Regions from separate parts of the Homo sapiens genome. Here region 1 is linked to region 2. Evidence: read pairs that join two places in POLR2A ChIA-PET (ENCODE). Cell type or tissue: GM12878. All regions are shown on one strand. Links, peaks and the distances in the headings refer to the core of each region. The heading gives the core; the rest is flanking DNA.

Evidence for each region. ChIA-PET counts read pairs that join two places held together with the same protein. Peaks named below come from ENCODE experiments on the same cell type or tissue, not always from the same donor. Only the 100,000 strongest peaks of a DNase experiment are listed, where the experiment ranks them.
Region 1: POLR2A ChIA-PET joins it to region 2 with 5 read pairs; 2 of 35 experiments call an interaction of 5 or more read pairs at or near these places.

Annotation. Positions count from the first base shown.
Region 1 is chr10:38,398,876-38,406,784 of GRCh38, forward strand. LOC101929540 (a long non-coding RNA gene) reads left to right here and starts at 4,290. Exons shown (of 10, transcript XR_007062122.1): 1 at 4,290-4,675. It also overlaps the pseudogene SEPTIN7P9. RefSeq lists enhancers at 3,192-4,063, 4,064-4,935, 4,379-4,628. In GM12878, for the core only: no CTCF peak of the experiment used is centred there; DNase peaks (open chromatin) are centred at 3,686, 3,996 and 4,336; H3K4me3 peaks cover 2,317 bases; H3K27ac peaks cover 1,576 bases.
Region 2 is chr10:38,027,443-38,035,351 of GRCh38, forward strand. The region is part of intron 4 of ZNF33A (zinc finger protein 33A); the gene reads left to right. Among named protein-coding and RNA genes, the nearest start is that of ZNF33A, 21 kb to the left of the region's middle. In GM12878, for the core only: no CTCF peak of the experiment used is centred there; no DNase peak of the experiment used is centred there.

The DNA of each region.
Region 1 (7,909 bases), core at 1,110-6,109, 370 kb after region 2:
CTTTATAAAGTGTGATCTACCATCCAGCAGCATCAGCATCACCTGGGATCTTGTTAGAAATGTAGAAAGGCAGCCCATCTCAGAACTACTAGAAGAAATAAATTTAACAGGATACCCAGGATTGGAATGCATAGCAAAGACTGAGAAGCAGTAAATTAAATCACATATAGCTTGGGAGTCTTACCGAATTGCTATTGCCATTCAACTATGATATGGTATTATCCCACTGACTAATATGGAACACTGTATTTAAATAACAATAGTTTTTCTATGAATCATGTTTTCTCTACACTGTCCAATGCAATTTTCTACAATGATGAAAATCTTCACATATGTGCTGCACAAAATGGCAGCCACTTGCCACAGGTGGCTGTTGAGCACTTGAAATGTATCTGGAGCAAATGAGAAATTGCATTTTAATTTAATTAATTTTAATTGATTTAAACATGTGGCAAATGACTATCATACTACATAGCACAACTCCAGGGGAATTGGTTACTATGTCACAGTGTCATCTCTAGGAGAATCCTTAGGACAAATTTGGAAAGTTCTAGTCAAGATAATTCTTTTGATTAACTGTACTTCTTCTGTTTTTTTAATTTTATGAAGTCATATTTACCATCTTACACTGGCTAAGGGCAAATTTGCATCTTACCTCTAAGGAAGCATAATAAAAGTTACAACACATGCTTTGTGTGTATTAATATTATTCCAGCTTATCATCAATTAAAAATACCAATATCTAGACCTGTACAGGTTTTTTAATTCTCTGAGAAGGACCTGGATACTCTGGAGAATACAAATCTGTGAGGAATAATGAGTTGATTAATGTCAACTTTCCCAGTCCAGATTCGTCTAAAAGAAATAAGGGAAAATATCTGTTAAACTCACCCACTTTACCCAACCTTAAATATTCAACAGATGCTGTAATTGAACTTGCTTTATGCAAGTATTTCTTGGTGAGACAATGAAATGACATTAGAAAATATGCTACAAAGAATAAGTATCTTGTCCTCAGTTTCTTAGCTATCAAATTAAACTCACGTTTCCAAGGATTCTTTTCAGCCTTCTAATTATACCACTTATATTCATTAAAAGTAATGTATCTAATAATTACATTTTTAACAGTAATGTATTCCCAAAGAAAAAAGTCAGTCATTATTTAAAAATCCAAGTTGGATTATATATCACTGCTTCAGTGAAATAAAGTTTTTCTTTATTAATAGACAATAATGAATGAATAATAAACAAGAAATCATGCAGCTATAAAAAGCAAAAATCTGCTAATACAAAGAATAATTAATCACAATGAACATCTCTGTATAAAATTCAAAATCACAAAAAATACTTTCTAATTTCGCCGCCCATCAGCCTAAATATAAGGGTGATTCTCCACAAACCAGAATCCAAAAAAATCTTAGGTAATTACTTTTTCTACCACTTCTACTCAAGGTAGGAGGTAGACACGAAGGAAGCTAGGGCATGATTTCTACTCTGACCACATACTCTTTTTTGACTCTCCGTGTTTAGTCCAATATACATAGTCCAGTGTATAGTAATTATTACAAGTATACCAAAATATAAATGGCTTCAAGGTATATATAACCTAAGGTTAAAACAAATTATAAATCAGATTATGATAATTAACATGGCACAGAGTTAAAGTATTTATTGTTAATAACTCACTTAGCATAATAGGCATGTTTAGCCTAAGTAACTGGTGTCACAATATTTTTATGCCTAGGAGGAATTCTTTTTATATAGCTCTCAAAAGAGATAAGATTCTCTCCACGTGGTTTGGGCTTACTCCTTTGACTGAGAGCATGCCACTTTTTACTAGAGGTTGATGTATGACTCAACTTAGAGTTGAGGATGAAAAGTGGGGATCATAGCACCTGCCTATACCCTGGTACAGATCATATGATGTTGATTTATTTATTTGTGGAGTCAGGGTCTCGCTGTGTTGCCCAGGCTGGAGTGCAGTGGTACGATCATGGCTCACTGCAGCCTTGAACTCCTGGGTGTGGTGGTGCACACCTGTTGTCCCAGCAACTCTGGCAGGCTGAGGCAGGAGAATCGCTTGAACTCAGGAGGTGGAGGTTGCAGTGAGCCGAGATTATGCCACTACACTCCAGCCTGGAGACAAAGTAAGACTCCATCTCAGGAAAAAAAAAATTTAATTTAAAAAGTTCTAGTATCTAAAATGAGCAAAATCGCCAGGCATGGTGGGTCACACTTGTAATCCCAGCACTTTGGGATGCAGAAGTGGGTGGACCATCCGAAGTCAGAGGTTGAGACCAGCCTGCAGTGAGCCGAGATTGCACCACTGCACTCCAGCCTGGGAGACAGAGTGAGACTCCATTTCAAAAAAATTAGCCAAGCGTGGTAGCATGCACCTGTAGTCCTAGCTACCGGGGAGGCTGACAGGGAAGGATTCCTTGAGCCCGAAGGTCAAGGCTGCAGTGAGCCTTGTTTGCACCACCTCACTCCAACCTGGGCAAGACCCCATCTCAAAAAAGAAAAAAAAAACACAAAAACAAAAAACAAAACAGAACAGAACAGCATCACTTCCTTATCATTAGTTTGAAGGAAGTGAATTGCCTGTAAAATTTTCCATTTTCAAAAAAAGTATTAAAATATAGTGTAAAGCCAGTCACGATGGCTGTAATCTCAGCACTTTGGGAGGCTGAAATGGATTGCCCCTGGAGGTCAAGGCTGCAGCTGACCGATCCTCCTGCCTAAGCCCGGCAAGTAGCGGAGACTACAAGTGCGTGCCACCATGCCCAGCTAATTTTTTGTATTTTTGTAGAGACAGGGTTCCACCATGTTGCCCAAACTAGTCTGGAATTCCTGAGCTCAAGCGATCCACCTGCTTCCGCCACCGCCTCTGCCTCCCAAAATGCTGGGATTACGGGCGTGAGCCACCGGGCCTGGCACAATTACTTTCTTCAGTCTGAGCATGAGTGCTGGAAGAAAAGCTCTCACTTATATATAATTTTTTAGAGACAGAGTCTCCCTCTGTTACACGGGCTGGAGTGCAATGGCGCAATCTCAGCTCACTGTAACCTCAACCTCCAGTGCTTGATCGCTTATATAATCTCAGCTCACTGTAATCTCAACCTCCTGGGCTCGATCGCATATATATACACACATATATTTGTTTGTTTAGACGGAGTCTTGGTCTGTTGCCCAGGCTGGAGTGCAGTGGCGCGATCTCCGCTCACTGCAACCTCCGCATCCCGGGTTCAAACAATTCTCTGCCTCAGCCTCCCGAGTAGCTGGGATTACAGGCACCTGCCACCACGCCCGACTAATTTTTGTGTTTTTAGTAGAGACGGGGTTTCAGTGAAACCATGCTGGCCAGGCTGGTCTTGAACTCCTCTCCTCGCGATCCCGCCTCGACCTCCCAAAGTGCTGGGATTACAGGCGTGGGCCACCTCGCCCAGCCGACAGATTATATTTTCAAAAAGATGTTTTCTTTGTTTCCTAGCCCCTTCTACCCCGCTACAAAGTTTCAAAGACTTAATGCTATTACAAAGGGCCGTCAGAGGTCAAGCTCAGGGTTGCAGCTCCCTCATGCCGGGCAGCCTCAGAGGGGCCGACCCTACCCAGGATGAGCAGCGCCAGATAGCCGGGGACGCTCCCGGGGATCCACGGGCCCTGGCTGGGGGAGGCGTTGTGGGGCGCACGTACACAGGCTCAAGTGAGGCGAGTGGGCGGCCGGGGCTGCAGCTGGTGCTGGCCATTGAGGAGCTTCTGCGCGACAGTGCGATCGGTTGCACCTTCTGCGACAGGTGCCGGCCGGTTGGCGCGCAGCGCCTGCTAGCGCAGAGTCTGGCCCTTGCTGCGCCCGGCCCCGAAGACCGGGAAGTCGTAAAGCTCCTCATCGCAGCTTATGTGTGGCGGCGGCCGGGCCGAAGCCTAGCGACACAGAACTGCCAGCTCAGCAGCCGGTTACATCTCGCCCGGCAACCCATAGGCAGCGTCCGCTCATGCGCGCTCCTGGAAGACCCAGCAGCCCCGCCATGAGTTCCGATTGGCTCCGCGTGAGTGGCGGTCCCCTGTGACGTCGCAAGGGCGCGCCTTCCGCGGCGCCGCAAGGGCGCGCCTTCCGCGGCGCCGCAAGGGCGCGCCTTCCGCGGCGCCGCAAGGGCGCGCCTTCCGCGGCGCCGCAAGGGCGCGCCTTCCCCGGCGCCGCAAGGGCGCGCCTTCCCCGGCGCCGCACGGGCGCGCCTTCCCCGGCGCCGCACGGGCGCGCCTTCCCCGGCGCCGCAAGGGCGCGCCTTCGCCGACACCATAGAGGTGGGCCTTTGGCGAGTCACAGGCGCGGGTGTTCGGCTACGTCACTGGGGCGCTACGGTGCCTGGAGCTGGGCAGTCTTCTCGTCAGAGTGGGGACTGGTAAGAGCGACCTCACCGCCAGGTCCTGTGTGTTGCCGGCTGAAGAAGGGTAGCTGAAAAATTCAGACCCAGCACAGTGTTTATGTTGGTCAAAAATAGAAAACTATGTCTGCCGCGGCCGAGGCAGGAGGACCCTTCAGGCCAAGAGCAGCCTAGCAACATGGCGCAACCCCATCTCTGTAGTCCTACCTCAGCCCCCCAGCTACTTGAACCCAAAGGTTCAAGGCTCCAGTGAGCTATGATCCCACCACAGCATTCCAGCCTGCGAGATTGAGGTAAACCGTGTCTAAAAAAATTAAAAAAACTATCCAAGTGTGCAACAGGGAGGGACTGCTAAATAAAACATGAGGCTGGCTGGGCCCTACTGTAATCCCAGCACTTTGGGAGGCCAAAGCGGGAGGATGGATGGCTTGGGCTCAGGAGTTCGAGACCAGCCTGGGCAACATGACGAAACCCCGTCTCTACAAAAGATACAAAAATTAGCCGGGTGCTGTGTGCACCTGGCCTAATTTTTGTATTTTTTTCTAGAGATGGGGTGGGCGGGGGGTCTCGCTATGTTGCCCGGGCCAGTTTCGAACTCCTGAGTTGTAGCGATCTTCTCAGCTTGGCCATCAGAGTTGTCGGGATTACAGGCGTGAGGGACAGCGCCCCACCTGGGTTAGGCTACTTAATAACATAAGAAAGTGCTCCGCCAGGCTCAGTGGCTGACACTTGTAATCCCAACACTTTGGGAGGCCAAGGCAGGTGGATCACCTGAGGTCAGGAGTTGGAGACCAGCCTGGCCATGGTGAAACCCAGTCTCTACAAAAAATACAAAAATTAGCCGGCCGTGGTGGCGCATGCCTGTAGTCCCAGCTACTTGGGAGGCTGATAAAGGAGAATTACTTGAACCCGGGAGGCGGAGGTTGCATTGGGCTGAGATCGCACTACTGCACCCCAGCCTGGGCAACACAGCGAGACTCCAAAGTTTGACACCAGCCTGGGCAATGTAGTGACACCCTGTCTCTACAAAACAAACAAAAACCCAGGCATAACTGTGTCCACCTGTGGCCCTAGCTAGTTAGGAGGCTGAGGCAGGAGGATCACTTGAGTCCAGGAGCTCAAGGCTGCAGTGAGCTATGATAATCCCACTGCTTCCCATCCTGAGCAATAGAATGAAAGCATGTCTCTAGCTAGCTAGCTAGCTAGATAATTGATATGTAGTTTTGTATCAAATTTTTTCCCTAGATTTGAGCATGTTTTTCTAAAGTAGCATTCAACACATCAGCATTTTACAGTGTTATTATTTGTTAATATGATTATGTTTTTCTGAAATACAGTGTCCTTTACAAAAGCAGTTTTGTCGTTCAAAGCACATAGATAAGGCCCTCAAGTGAATTTGTCTGATGTTGGCGACCTTGGTACCATTTTGTCCACTTGATTGGAAAAGCCAGTCAATAATTTCAGGTCACTGTTGGCCTTAGAAGAAGAGCCCAAAGGCAACAAGCAAAGGCGCTGGTGTCCAGTCACCTTCTAGAAGCATTTTCACTTTCCCTTAAGGTTTCCCTTGATGAACATAGAAGTACTGTATGTAGAATTGACCCAGTGCTGCCCTGGCAACTTTGTATATTAGGCCAAATTTACATTTCTTACCTTTATGAGAGGCACCCTGGTAGGCTAGTGGAGTTACCCACAAAGTCTGATCTCAGCTGCACTGTCCAGAGATGCAACACGGTCCAATCAAATAACATTCTCTGAGCCCGTTTCTTTAGCTGTGAAAGAAGAATAACATACCCATCTAAAAAGGCAGCTTATTGTATTTGATTGGTCTTTTATTTTCTATGAAACTGTGTTTAACACAGTAATTATTTTCATTTGTGTACTACATTTGTGTTGTGTTTTTGGTTTTAGTTTTGTTTTTGAAATGGAGTCTTTTTTTTAGTGGTTTTTTGTTTTGTTTTGTTTTGTTTTTGAGATGGAGTCTTTCTGTTGTCACCCAGGCTAGAGTGCAGTGGCGTGATCTCCGCTCACTGCAACCTCCACCTCCCAGGTTCAAGTGATTCTCCTGCCTCAGCCTCCTGAGAAGCTGGGATTACAGGTGCCCACCACCACGCCCAGCTAATTTTTTAAATATATTTTTAGTAGAGATGGGGTTACAACATGTTGCCCAGGCTGGTCTCAAACTACTGACGTCAAGTGATCCACCCGCCTTGGCTTCCCAAAGTGCTGGGATTATAGGCATGAGCCACTGCGCCTGGCTTGTTTTAAAATAAGGGTTTCTTGGCTAGGCATGGTGGCTCACACCTGTAATCCCAGCACTTTGGGAGGCCAAGGTCAGTGGATCACCTGAGGTCAGGAGTTCGAGACCAGCCTGACCAATATGGAGAAACCCTGTCTCAACTGAAAATACAAAATTAGCCAGGCGTGGTGGTGCATGCCTGTAATCCCAGCTACTCAGGAGGCTGAGGAAGGAGAATTGCTTGAACCCGGGGGGCAGAGGTTGCAGTGAGCTGAGATCGCACCATTGCACTCCAGCCTGGGCAACGAGCAAAACTCTGTCTCAAAATAAAAAAAAAATTTCTTAAAATGATATTTTCAGTATTTTATAGATGATGTGTAAGCAGCAATCTTAATAGGATGTTACCCGACACTTTGCGAGACTGGCAGCTGATTTCATCCAGATGTCTCTAATTCTTTTTTCTTTTTCTTTTTCTTTTTCTTTTTCTGTTGTTGTTTTTTTTTTTGACAGAGCCTTGCTCCGTCCCCCATGCTGGAGTGCAGTGGCACGATCTCGGCTCACTGCAACCTCCACCTCCTGGGTTCAAGCAATTCTCCTGCCTCAGGCTCCCGAGTAGCTGGGATTACAGGTGCGCACCACCCTGCCCAGCTAATTTTTTGTATTTTTGGTAGAGACAGCATTTCACCATGTTGGCCAGGCTGGTCTCGAACTCCTGACCTTAGGTGATCTGCCTGCCTCGGCTTCCCAAAGTGTTAGGATTACAGGCGTCAGCCACTGTGCCTGGCCCAGATGTCTCTATTTCTAACATGAGATGTATTGCAGGATCATAGCAGAGTGAGTTGCTGATGTATCCAGAAGGAAACGAGCATGGAACTCTCATGACAGCTGTCCTGAGAAGTGTGTGTGTGCTGTGCTTGAATATCTCACTGCTCATTTATACACAGGCTTTCTGGTGACTGAGTTAACAGTATCTGTTTCATAAATAATGTAGCCCTCTTTCTTTCTTTCTCTCTCTCTTTTTTTTTTTTTTGAGACAGGGTCTTGCTCTGCTACCCACGCTGGAGTGCAATGGTGCAGTCTCAGCTCACCGCAACTTCAGCCTCCTGGGTTCAAGCGATTCTCCTGCCTCAGCCTCCCAAGTAGCTGGGATTACAGGCATGCGCCACCATGCCTGGCTAATTTTTTCTTTTTTTTTTTTTTGAGATGGAGTTTCGCGGTTGTTGCCCAGGCTGGAGTGCAATGGCACAATCTCGGCTCACCACAATCTTTGCCTTTCAGGTTCAAGGGATTC
Region 2 (7,909 bases), core at 1,497-6,496:
TTCCAGGCTCAAGTGATCCTCCCCATTCATCCTGCTGAGGGGACTACAGCTGTATACCACCATGCCCACTATGCCCAGCTATCTTTTTTTTTTTTTGGTGGAAACGGCATGTTGCTCATGCTGATCTTGGACTCCTGGCATCAAGTGATCCACCTTGGCCTCCCAAACCTCTGGGATTACAGGTGCTATCCACTATGCCCAGCCTCAGTCTAAAACTGTTAACTGTAAGAACTGTCAGTTTCTCCCTTGCATTCTGTCAGTGTTTGCTTTACATGTTTCAGGATGCTGCTTGGTACACACATAGTTATACTTTTTATATCTTATTGATGGAACGACCCTTTATTCATATATAGTATCCTTCTTTGTCCCTTGTAACAGCTTATGACTTAATCTATTTTGGGTGAAATTAGTATAGCCACCCCAGTTCCCTTTTGGTGGCTATTTTCATGGAATATCTTTTATCAGCCTTTCAGTTTTAATTTATTTGTGTCTTTGGATCTAAAGTCAGTTTGTTTTGGACAATGTGTAGTTTGATCATGATTTTAAAAAATCTATTCTGAAGCTGGGTGGTTCACACCTGTAATCCCAGCACTTTGGGAGGATCTCTTGAGCCCAGGAGTTGGAGACTAGCCTGGTCTACAAAGTGAGACTCTGTTTCTACAAAAAAATAAAATAAATAGTTGGGTGTGGTGGTATGCGCTTGTGGTTCCAGCTACTTGGGAGGATGAGGGAGGAGGATCCCTTGAGCCCAGGAAGTCAAGGCTGCAGTGAGTCATGTTTGTGTCACTGCACTCCAGCCTAGGTGACAGAGCAAGATCCTGTCTAAAATAAATAAATAAATAAAATAAAATAAAATAAAATCCATTCTGCCAGCCTCTGCCTTCTGATTGGTACATTCAATCAATTATCATTTAAACTAATCACCAACAAGGCAGTGCTTCTGCCATACTGCATTTTGTTTTCTGTATGTTGTATACCTTCTTTGGTCTCATATTCCTTTTATTACTGTCTTCTTTGTGTTTTGTTGATTTTTTTTTTTTTCGAGACAAAAGTCTTGCTCTGTTGCCCAGGCTGGGGTGCAGTGGTACGATCTTGGCTCACTGCAACCTCCTTCTCCTGGGTTCAAGTGATTCTCATGCCTCAGCCTCCCAAGTAGCTGGGACTACAGGCACGTGCCACCACATCCAGCTAATTTTTGTGTCTTTAGTAGAGATGGAGTTTTGCTGTGTTGGCCAGGCTGGTCTTGAGCTCCTGGCCTCAAGTGATCCACCCATCTCGGCCTCCCAAAGTGCTGGAATTACAGGCATGAGCCCACCATGCCTGGACTGATTTTTATAGTGAATCATTTTTATTCCCTTCTTTATTCCCTTCTCATTTCCTTCTGTGTATATTTTTTAGATATTGCCTTTGTAGTTAACCATGGGGATTGCTTTCACATTCTAAATTTATGAAAATCTAGTTTAAATTAATTCCCTCGTAACTTCAATGTCATATGAAGACCTTGCTTCTACCTAGCACCTTACTCATCCCCTTTATGTTGTTTTCACACATTACGTCTTTATACATTGTGTACCGATAATGTAAATTTTTATTTAGTTCTTATCCATTTATCTTTTAAGTCCCGCAGGAAGTAAAAAAATGGAGTTACAAAGCAAACATACAGTGACCCTGGCTTTTATATTTGTCTATATAGTTAACTTTATTGGAAATCTTTATTTTTTCCTCCAGATTAGAGTCTAGTTTGTTTTTATTTCATCTTTAAAGACACCCTTTAGTGCTTCCTGTATAGCAGGCTTAGTAGTAACAAACTCTTCAGCATTTGTTTATCTGGGATTAACTCCATTTCTCTTTCATTTTGAAGGACTGTTTTACCAGCTAGAGAGTTCTCAGATGATAGTTTTTTTCTTTCAGCAATTTATATATGTCATCCATCTGTCTTCAGGCCTTCAATTGATTTCTAAGGAGATATCAGCTCCTAATATTAATGAGGATCTCTTGTAAAGTAAAAATGCCACAAAACTTTCCCACCATTTGAAGTCGCCTTTTTCCTGATTTGGCATTCACTTGGTTACTGTAAACCTTTGTTTTCCAGAGTTCTAACAAGGTTGGTTTTTATAGTTCTTGTTTTTTGGTGTTTCTGTGGGGAGACAGTTTGGAGCTGTGTACTCCACCATTTGGTTATGTCACTCAACAACATGGACCTGTTGTCCACTCAAGAACAACAACAAAATGAGATCTGCAAAGAAACGGGAAAAATGTGACCTATGCACAGGACTAACAACAGGCAACACAATAATATGGTTTCTGCCATTTAAGTTGGCAGAAACGGGGTTGTCTGGTGCAGATCAGTGTATATTGTGTAATTTGAGGAAGAGCCAGTAAAATAATGAAAAATGAACAAAACCTTGGGAAACGGATATCATTAGGTGCACCAGCATATACAAATGGGAGTATCAATGTGAGAGAACAGAAAGGGAAAGAAAAATTTTTTGAAGAATTACAGAAACACCCACAATTTGTTGAAGAACACTAATATATTCATCCAAGAAGCTCAACAAACTCATATGAGGATAAATGCAAAGAGACTTATACCCAGACACGTTATACTGAAAGATGTTTTTATCATGCTCTTATTTGACCTGCCTTATAAAAGTGATAATACAAGTGCTGGTGAGGACTTACAGGAACTGAAATGTTCATATGTTTTTGATGGCATGTAAAATGCTACAGTCATTCTAGAAAATAGTTTGTCAGTTCCATTTAAAACTAAAAACAAACTTAGCATGTCAATCACTAGTTGCACTGTTAGACATTTATCCTTGAGAAATAAAAACTTATGTTCCATCAAAAAAATTTCATAGCAGTTTTATGGGTAATAGCCCAAACCTGAATAATCCAGATGTTCTTGAATGGATAATGTGTGGTGTGTCCATACCATGAAGTGTTACCCAGCATTAAAATGGAATGAATGGCCAATACATGTAACATTATGGATGAATCTCAAGAGATTAAGCTGAGTTTTAAAAAACCCAATCTCAAAAATTTACATATTTGTTCTGGTCCACCCCATAGTGTTGGGGTGAACCCTCCTACCCCCAATGTTTGGTTTGGATATCAAAACTGGTAATGATATTAAGAGTGTAAAAAGGAGTTTATTAGTTATAGAGACAGGTTTCTAGGGAGACTAGAGAAGGCTCCTAAGGAGATCTAAATGTGGGTTGAGAAAGAAGGGAGAAGAATGGCTGCTTGTCAGTAGGAATTTGGGGTGGGGTAAGCGCACACAAAAGGGATGGAGTTTGTGTGGTTTGAGTTTCCTACTGGCATTGAGGGAGTGACCACCTAGGCTTTATTATTGGCTTGCCCAAATGTAGGGTAAGAGGGGAGATGGGTGGGATTTGAAATCTATTAGCAGCCAATTACCACAAATGCAGTTAGGCTGTTTATCATAATACCTCATGATTTTATTTGGATAACACTTTTGAAATGACAACATAGAGATGGAGAACTGATTCGTGGTTGCCAGTGTTAGGAAGGCAGAGAGGGTGGGAGATGGCTGTAGTTACCATGTGTGGCATCCTTGTGATGGGACTGTTCTGTATCACCAATGTTGTGATTTTCACAAAAATCTATACCTGTGGCAAAATTTATAGAACTAAATATACACAACTAATGCATGTGAAACTTGTGAAATCTGAATAAGGTTGATTGAATAAATCAATGTCAGTTCTTGGCTGATATTGAACTATAGTTCTGCAAATTGTTACCATGGAGAAAACTGGGTGAGGGGTACATAGAATCTTCTCATTATTTCTTCCAGCTGCATGTCAGTTTAAGAATTGTCTCCAGGCTGGGTGTGGTGGCATATGCCTGTAATCTCAGCATTTTGGGAGGCCAAGGTGGGTGGATCACTTGAGCTCAGGAGTTTGAGACCAACCTGGGCAACATGGTGAAAACCCATCTCTACAAAAAGTAAAGACATTAGCCAGGTGTGGTGGTGCGTGCCTGCAGTCCCAGCTACTTGGGAGGCTGAGGTAGGAGGATCGCTTGAGCCCAGGAGGTCAAGGCTGCAGTAAGCTGTGATGGCACCATTCGACTCCAGCCTGGGTGACAGAGTGAGACCTTGCCTCAAAAAAAAAAAAGAAAAGAAAAAAAAAAAAAGAATTGTCTCCAAATAAAAAGTTTTGTAAATTACCTGCCAACTATAAATAATTCAGCTTCTTAATCTTTAATAAAGGTAATAGGCCGGGTGCGGTAGCTCACGCCTATAACCCCAGCACTTTGGGAGGCTGAGGCGGGCAGATCATGAGGTCAGGAGATGGAGACCATCCGGGCCAACATGGTGAAACCCCATCTCTACTAAAATACAAAAAATTAGCCAGGCGTGATGGTGCACTCCTGTAGTCCCAGCTACTCGGGAGGCTGAGGCAGGAGAATTGCTTGAACCCGGGAGGCGGAGGTTGCACTGAGCTGAGATGGCGCCACTGCACTCCAGCCTGGCAACACAGCAAGATTCCATCTTACAAAATAAAATAAAATAAAATAAAGGTAATGGACAAAAACATATTGTATACTATTTGTTGAAAAATCACAGCACACTTTCTATATGAGAGATGCTGGATCTCTTGTATCGCCAGTTTTACTGAATCTCATAGAGGATCTACTGTCCATTACACAGACAATAAAAAAAAATAAAACAAGGGTTGGGAAGTCAAATTGTCATTTTGTGTGCAGACAATTTGATTATCTGTACAAGCAAAAGTAAATGTTACACAGAAGTGATTCAAATTACTAAAAAAAGTTAGTTTAGTGAGGTGGTTGGCTGTAAGAACAATACATAATATCAGTTGTGTGTTATTTATACACCACGAAACAGGTATATAAGAAACAATTTTCTTGAGAATTATATGAGATATAATTCACATACTGTACTCTTCACCAATTTTACGTGTATAAATCAATCATTGTTAGTGTATTTGCAGGATTGTGCAACATTCCTGACAATTTTTTTTACTTTTTTTGAGATGGAGTCTTGCTCTGTTGCCCACGCTGGAGTGCAGTGGCAAGGTCTTGGCTCACTGCAACCTCTGCCTCCCGGGTTCAAGCCAGTTCTCCTGCCTCAGCCTCCTGAGTAGCTGGGATTACACAGCCTCCTGAATAGTTGGGATTACAGGTGCATGCCACCACACCCAGCTGTTTTTACATTTTCACCATGTTGGCCAGGCTGGTCTCAAACTCCTGACCTCAGGTTATCTGGCACCTCAGCCTCCCAAAGTGCTGAGATTACAGGTGTGAACCACCGCACCTTGCCGACAGTTGTTTTTTTGAGACAGAATCTTACTCTGTCGCTCAGGCTGGAGTACAGTGGCGCGATCTTGGCTCACTGCAACTTCACCTCCCAGGTTCAAGCGATTCTCCTGCCTCAGCCTCCCGAGTAGCTGGGATTGCAGGTGTGTACCACTATGCCCAGCTAATTTTTTGTATTTTTAGTAGAGATGGGGTTTCACCATGTTGGCCAGGCTGGTCTGAAGCTCCTGACCTCAAGTGATGTGCCTGCATAGGCCTCCCAAAGTGCTGGGATTATAGGCGTGAGGCACTGCGTCCGGCTGACAGTGTTTCTTAGAACGTTGTCATCATCCCTGAAACAAAGCAAATATCCGTTAGCAGTTACTTTCTCTTTCCCATTTCCTGTAGCCCTTGGCAACCAAAATTGAATTTTCTGCTGTGTGGAGTTGCCTAATCTGGATGTTTCATAAAAATGGAACTGTGTGTGACCTTTTCTGCCTGGCTTCTTTTTCTTAGCATAACATATTCAAGGTTCATCCATGTTGTAGCATGTATCAATATTTCACTTGTTTTTTATGGCCATATAACATGGTGTATAGATATACTACATTTTATGTATCCATTTGTCAGTGGATGGACGTTTGGTTTTAGTTCTACTTCTTGACTATTATGAATAATTCTGCTGTAATTGTTCACGTATAAGTTTTCACATGGACATGTATTTTCAGTCATTTCAGATATATACCTAGAAGTAGAATGCTGGTTATATGGTGACTCTGTGTTTAACTTTCTTGGGAACTGCCTGATTGTTGCTCATAGCAGCCACAATACTTTACAATCCTGCCAGCAATGCATGAATTTTCCAGTTTCTCTAGTTTGCAACATTTTTTATTAATATTAATATGTATTATACCAATCCAGTAGTTGTAAAGAGGTATCTCATTGTGGTTTTTTGCATTTCCCAATGGCTAGTGATGTTGAACATCTTTTTTTTTTTTTCTTTTTGAGATGGAGTCTCGCTCTGTTTGCCCAGGCTGGAGTGCGGTGGTGGGATCTTGGCTCACTGCAACCTCTGTCTCCTGGGTTCAAGCAGTTCTGTGCCTCAGCCTCCCGAGTAGCTGGGATTACAGGTGCCCACCACCATGCCAGGCTAATTTTTGTATTTTTGGTAGAGACGGGGTTTCATCATCTTGGCCAGGCTGGACTTGAACTCCTGATCTCATGATCCACCCACCTCGGCCTCCCAAAGTGCTGGGATTACAGGCGTGAGCTGCTGCTCCCGGCCTGATGTTGAACATCTTTTTATGCACTTGTTGGCTATTTATGTATCTCCTTTGTCAATTTAAAACATTCACTTTATTTCATGACTTATAGAAAAATTGGGGAGATAGTAGAGAGAATTGCCATTTACCCAGTTTCTGCTGTCGTTAACATATTAAGATGGTATGTTTGCAACAGCTGTTGAACCAACATTGGTACATGATTATTGACTAAAGTCCATATTTTTATTTAGCACCTGCTGATTTTTACCTAATGTCCTTCTTTGTTCCAGGATCCCTTCCAGGGCACCATATTACATTTAGTTGTCATGTCTCTTTAGGCTCCTCTTGGCTATGGTGGTTTCCCAGACTTTCCTTGTTTTGGATGACCTTGACAGTTGAGGAGTCCTGGTGAGGTATATATAAATTCCATTTATTGGGATGTGTCTGATGTTTTTCTCAAGATAAGACTGGGATTATAGGTTTTGGGGGAAAAAGCCCACAGTGGTAAAGTACCTTTTTTGTCACATTATATCAAGCATGCATACTGTCACCATGTTTTATGACTTTTGATGTTGGCCTGAAATGTCTTGGCAAACAGAGTTTGTCCACTATAAAGTTACATCTTTTTCCTATTTTCCATATTGTACACATTGGAACAATGTTACTCTGCACAACTCACACATAAGAAGTGGAGATATATGAATTTTGTTGCTGTTGTTTTTTAGAGCACTTTCTTTCTGTCACTACAAGATGGTCCAGGCTCATCTTGTATATTTTCTTTCTAAAATCAGCCATCATTTCTTCAGGTAATCCTGGTTCCTTTTATTTGAAAATGGTATTAGAAACCAAGATAGGGGCTAATGGTGTGCTTGCAGCAGTAGGGCGTGGCCATCTCAGCTGACAGAACAGGGAAATACACGTGTATAAACCATGTAATATACTTATAAATAGTTCTACATGTAACCATCTGTATCTCTCTTAAGCTAAACATGTGTTTATACTTATATTCTTCAACTCTTCACTACCACATGGATCATTCTAGCTTTCTTCCCTTGCTTCCCTGCAAATTACCATACCCAACAGTAAGAAATCTGGCTCTAACCATCCATCATCCATTTACTTTCTTTTTTTTTTTTTTTTTTTTTTTTGAGATGGAGTCTCCCTCTGTCACCCAGGTTGGAGGGCAGTGGTGTGATCTCAGCTCACGGCAACCTCCGCCTCCTGGGTTCAAGTATTTCTCCTGCTTCAGCTTCTCAAGTAGCCGGGACTACAGGTGCATACCACAATGCCCAGCCAATTTTTGTGTTTTTAGAAGAGATGGGGTTTTGCCATGTTGGACAGGCTGGTCTCGAACTCCTGATCTT